Linked DNA regions of Homo sapiens: region 2 is linked to region 1. A link is an interaction called in ENCODE POLR2A ChIA-PET data of the cell type or tissue named here. Cell type or tissue: endothelial cell of umbilical vein. All regions are shown on one strand. Each heading gives the region's core, and the rest is flanking DNA. Links, peaks and the distances in the headings are about the cores only. Region 1 overlaps DMRTA2 (DMRT like family A2). Region 2 has its middle 45 kb from the start of TTC39A-AS1.

The links. Peaks named below come from ENCODE experiments on the same cell type or tissue, not always from the same donor. Only the 100,000 strongest peaks of a DNase experiment are listed, where the experiment ranks them.
Region 2: POLR2A ChIA-PET joins it to region 1 with 6 read pairs; 1 of 35 experiments calls an interaction of 5 or more read pairs at or near these places.

What each region holds. Positions count from the first base shown.
Region 1 is chr1:50,415,495-50,418,401 of GRCh38, forward strand. DMRTA2 (DMRT like family A2) reads right to left here. Exons shown (of 3, transcript NM_032110.3): 3 at 2,056-2,907. Among named protein-coding and RNA genes, the nearest start is that of DMRTA2, 6.5 kb to the right of the region's middle. RefSeq lists an enhancer at 2,609-2,907. In endothelial cell of umbilical vein, for the core only: no CTCF peak of the experiment used is centred there; no DNase peak of the experiment used is centred there; H3K27me3 peaks cover 2,246 bases.
Region 2 is chr1:51,283,365-51,286,271 of GRCh38, forward strand. No RefSeq gene overlaps it. Among named protein-coding and RNA genes, the nearest start is that of TTC39A-AS1, 45 kb to the right of the region's middle. In endothelial cell of umbilical vein, for the core only: no CTCF peak of the experiment used is centred there; a DNase peak (open chromatin) is centred at 1,297.

The sequences.
Region 1 (2,907 bases), core at 94-2,593:
GCCGCAGTCCCCTCCTGCCGGCTGCGGAAGCTCCCAGAAGCGGAGACTCAATCGCCCCCCTGCCCCTGCTACCAGGCCAGAGTCTGGAGTACAGATACTGGCTCCCTGGGGCCTGGGTGTGCGACCCCAGGCCGGTCATTGCAGGTCTCTGCGCCTCCCTGTTCCTGACTGTGCAATGGGCAGCGGGTCAGGGGCGCACCGTGGGCGCAGTACGTTCCCAGGCGCCAAGGGCTGTGACTGACCGACCTGGGCTTCCACCGCGGGGCCTGGGCCATGGAGACGCTCCGGGCCCAGGAACGGGGGACCTCGGGTGCCCCACTACCTCACTCCTAGAACGCCCACCGCTCACGAAGCCTTCCTGAGCTCTACCCGAAGGTGCTGACAGCCTGGAGCTGAGGCCAAGGCGCTTGGGGGCACGCTGCTTCTCCCTGGGCCTCCTATGTTCACGGAAGGAGAGTTTCCGCAAACCTCTCACTCTCGGCCAGCAGACCCCGCTTCATGAGAGGAGGAGACCCACTAGGGGCGGTGGAGAGGCGAAGTGATCCAGGGTCCCGGAAAGTTGGACAATTCCCTGGACCAGATGGCTCTCAGTTTCCTCCTCTGTAAAATGGGGCCGGTAATAAGCAACTCTCTGGATTCACCCCGGTTTGCTGCGAGGATGAACTAATATAATAGTCTTTAAGTCTGTGACGCTCCAGATGTTCTTGGGAATGAGTAACGCGGGTCCACAGGCCGCCCCCTCGGGTCCGGCCAGAGCATCGGCAGGAACCGAGGAGCCTCGGGGGACCCAGCGTAGGTCCTTCCCGAAACCAACACCTTGGGTGCGGTGGGGCAGAGGACGGGGATGAGGCGGCCGGAACCGCCCTACGAGGAGAGGCTGGGAGGCTCCGAAAACCTGGGGTAGGGGGAGCGCACCGGGGCTTTAGAGGGCGCAGCGGCCAAGGGCAAGAAAGTTTACACTCCCAGAAGCTTCCGCACGCTTTCTCCCGCCTGCCTCTTTTCTTTCTAACTCTTCCCTCTCCTGTCTCCTCTCGCCCTCTTTTTTCTCCTTTTTTATCCCCTTTTCGTCCATCGCTCTTGCCGGCATCTTTCTTCTCTGGGTCCTTCTCCCCCACTTTCATCTCATCGCGCTCGCACTTCATCACCAGACAGCCAAACCCCCTTTCCAATTAAAGTGGAATTAGGCAACTCAATCAAATTAGTTCCCCATTAAAGCCCTTCTTTATTAAACCGTTTTCTTGTCCTGCTATTAAGTTTCACTGCCTGGCGGAACTCGAGCCGGCCCCAGAAGTTTACCTTGGGATGTCGCCGGACCCAGCCGAGGGGAGGAGTCATTCTTTTCCTGGAGCGGGGGAGTCACCCTGCGGGGAGCGGGAGGGACTGGAGGTTGAAGGAGAGGGTCGGCCCAGGAGCGGCTAATTTGCTCAGCTCGGCGTGAGGAGGGAAGGTGAAAAGGGTGAGAGACGAGGTCTGGCTCGAAGTCGCGTGCTCACGGCCCCTCTCCCAAATTACACTTTTTCAAGGAAGGCAGCATGCCACCCCCAACTCCCCAGAACCCCATAACTCCCAGGCTGTAGCCCTTGTCAGAAGAATGGTAGCAGCCACCCTGCCCAGCCGTCGCCTTCGTTGCCTGTGGTTCCAAATCTGAGATGGGGAGCGCGCAGTGTGTACATCCAAATCTACACCTCGGAAAGAGCAGGGACTGGGCCCCCAGCCTTGCAAGATCCCTGTGAAGACTGGGGCCGACGATCCAAAAACTAAGAGCCGGGGCAAGGTGACCCCTCCGCAAGGGTGCCCAAGCTGGGGTACACACTGTGTTCCCTCTGCTCAGCGGTCGCGGGTCCTTCGGGAGTTGTGAGCCCCGCGCCACTCTGGTGGGATAGGTCTTCCGAGTACCACAGGAAGTCTCCTCTCCCAGTAGCCCCGAGGGTCGGAGATCCCACGGGACCTCGGACAAGCGTCTCCTTAGCGCCGCGGCCTGAGTGGGAAATCACGACCTTCCCCAGCGCCCCACCCCCACCCCCTATTTCTCGAGGAGCGGGACGGGATTCGGCATTGTTTTCTTAGAAAATAACATTTATTTCTAGCTCATATCTATGCAAAGGAAAGCACAAAGTGCTGCTCTGCAGCAGCGTTTTCCGCTGCGGGCCCTTCAGTCAGGGCGTTTGGCGAGTCCCGGGAGGCGAGGATGGGCCCGCGAGCGGGCGGTTCTGGCTCAGTCACACGTCGCTCTGTTCCTGCTTCAGTGCGCACCTTGACGGCTCCTTAGGGACAGACCAGCCGCAGGCAAGAGGGGCAGGTGGGCAGGATTCATCCCGAGTTTCCAATATATTTAATCTCTAAACCTGATAAGTACAATGCGCGCATAGTCTAATTTTTTTCCATTTTGTCCCTTTTTTTGCTTGTTTTGAATGTTTTTCACGTTAATACCGAGGTCACCTACAGATTACAATTAATAACTTAGAATTCCATTTTATAACATTATACACTGGCTTGTATATATATATGTATAGATTATATATAGATTTATACATATATAAAAACACACTGCACCAAGGAAACCCATGCTTATCGGCATAAGCAACAAAGAGAGCGACAAATACCGCAACGAGGAAAGTGCACCTTAAAACTTGTTTCCTTTTTTTTTTTTTACAATTGTATCGATATATATGTGTGTCCCAAAGACTCAGTGCCAAGAGATTTATACATCCTAAATTTATATTTGTTAGAGCGAATATTTAAATTTTTTAAAAGTGAGGGCTGGGGAGACACAGAAAAGACTCTCGGATTATCCTGCCATCCACTGAGAGCCGGATGAGCACAGCTAAGGAGCCGCAGGAGCCTGCGCTGCTGTCGCAGCCTCTGAATTCTCATGAATTCCCAGCCTTTTGGAAAGGGGGCCGGGTG
Region 2 (2,907 bases), core at 218-2,717, 870 kb after region 1:
TCAGCAGCCTGTCTTCAAATCTTACTGCTGCATAATCGTTGTGTGATCTTAGGCAACTTATTTACCTGTGCCTCAGTTTTGCCATCTGCAAAATGACAATGGCCCCACTTCATAGGATTATGTAAATATTATGAGGATTAAATAAATGTAAAGTACTTAGAATAGCAACTGGCACATAATGAGTATTTAATAAATACTAGCTTTTATTCTTTTCCCCAGAGCATATTGGTGTCTGATGTTCTGGAGTGTTTAATGTGGAGGAAGAAAAACAAACCTGATCTAGTCATTTGTGAGACATTAGCTGTGATGTCTCTGATTAAACATCCACTTTTTTTTCTTTTTTAGACAGAGTCTCGCTCTGTCACCCAGGCTGGAGTGCAGAGGCGCGATCTCGGCTCACTGCAAGCTCCACCAACCGGGTTCAAGCAATTCTGCCTCAGCCTCCTGAGTAGCAGGGACTACAGGTGCCTGCCACCACGCCCACTTAATTTTTGTATTTGTAGTAGAGACCGAGTTTCACCATGTTGGCCAGGATGGTCTCAATCTCCTGACCTTGTGATCCACCTGCCTCGGCGTCCCAAAGTGCTGGGATTACAGGCGTGAACCACCACGCCCAGCCAAACATGAACTTTTAACAGTCCATAGAGACCTTCAATAGTTCATTCTATGTCTTCCCAAAGGGCTCTATTCTTATTTTGTCACTTAACAGTTGACTTTATACAGTGGAAGCAGTCATAGATTACTCATTTAGAGATGGAGTTTTCGAGTCCCCAAATGAGGTTTCTTGTTTGTGGACCTAGCCTATTAATCAGTAATGAACTTTGCACTGGAATTCAAAGGAGCCGTGCTAACCCGAGCAGAAGGCACTTTCCGACCTTGGAAGGCTGCATCTGAGGGTGGGCGTGAGAAGTTCCCATTTGCTGCTTGGATTGCAGAATCCAGACACCTCTCATTTATTACTGAATTAGTGTGATGATGCTGAGGATGTTGAGAAGGCACTGTTAGGCTTTAAATTTGAAGTAAACAAGGAAAAGACTGTTGACTCCCATCATCTTAGAAGAAATGATCTTGGGAGTAACTCCAGAGGAAAGGGTCTGGATTTGATTCCTTGAATGGTTCTAGTACTCAGCACACTGGGGCTTTCTTAAAACCTCTTGGTGCCATTCTTCACTTGGGAATCTCCCACCTGGACCTCAGCCAAATCTTGAGTTGGTGTTGGCCTTTTAGGATCCTGGCTTTGATGTCAGGTTGTGGCTTTCTGCTGTGAATGATAACTGTCTTGGAAACACTCCCATTCTGGCTCAAGAGATAAGGAATAGGGCAACCTGCCAACCCATGGGAGAGCTGAGGGCCCAGCACACTGCTAGAAGCCACTCTGCCATTCTGAGGGCCTGTGATCAGTGAGAGGCTGAGGTAGACTTTCTGTTGCCAAGGACCTGTTCAGATCATGTTACATCATTGCTACTTCCCTAACAACTGAATTCATCTTGGGGCACAGGATTTAGACTTTCTCTAAATGAGGATTACTTGCTCTCTGGGTGTTCTGGCTACTGTAGAGCCCCTAAGAAGTCTATTATTTCTGGTTGAATTGCTTAGGGACACAAGGCTTTGGCAGAAAGGTAGGGAAGTGTATCTGTTGCCTCATTTTGCAGATGAAAACCCATAAAGAAACTGTAGAAGGCAGGAAAGAGCCTTAATCTTGTCCAAATTGCTCATTTTTAGAGGATCTGTGACTTTCCCAAGGTTACTTTGAAAATCAGTAGCAAAGTCAGGACTGGAATTCAGGTCTCCTTATTTCCAGGCTCAAACCTTCCACCTGATCTGTGGCCTCTCCATGGCAGATGTGCTGGGAAGGTCTGCACTATTAGAGAAGCAGTGACCACAGATGACTCAAATAAGACATTGAGAGCCTATGACAGAATTTTCACTTTCTTGAAAACGCCCTTGCATAAGGATGTGGTGATGTTAGAAACCCAGTGTTTTCATTGTCCTTCACATATGTATGTATATGTATATATTTGATAGATTATCTCAGAATTTGCAGGTGGGGTACAGGAGGCAAAACCCACTGATTTATCTTATCAGGGCAGCAGAGGTAAAAGTGACATAGGATTAATTAACAAAGCCCAGGAGGAAATAAACAGCAAATGTTGACGAGGAAATCATCTTGACCAAATTTTAAAATGAAAGCACCCGTGGCCGGGCGTGGTGGCTCATGCCTGTAATCCCAGCACTTTGGAAGGCCAAGGCAGGTGGATCACGAGGTCAGGAGATCGAGACCATCCTGGCCAACATGGTGAAACCCCATCTCTACTAAAAATACAAAAATTAGCTGGGCATGGTGGCGCATGCCTGTAATCCCAGCTACTCAGGAGGCTGAGGCAGGAGAATTGCTTGAACCCGGGAGGCAGAGGTTGCAGTGAGCTGAGATCGCGCCACTGCACTCCAGCCTGGTGACATAGCGAGACTGTCTCAAAAAAAAAAAAAAAAAAAAAAGCACCCGAAATGAGTTTTTTTGTAAACTGCAATTTTCCAAAGTATGTGTTTGGTGTCCTGTGAGTAGTGCTGCTTTGATACAGCAGCAGGCAACATTCCAACATGTGGGGAAGCCATGGAGGCCTGTCCTCCTGCAGCCTGTCTCTACCCGCTCACCCTGTCCTGTCCAGGAGCCTAGAAACAGGTTGGTCTCCCAGCATCCAGGCTTTGGAGAAGAGATAGCTTGCAAAGGGATTACTCTCTATGGAGGACATTCTTTTGTTTCATTCTAATAATATGAGAGATTTTTTTTTCATAGCATTTCTACTCTGACAATACTCATTGGAAAAGATAATCTTGGGTGAGGGTTTTTTTGCTTTTTTTCCTAATAATATATTTTGCCTAAAACCCATTACTTCATTCGATGTCACC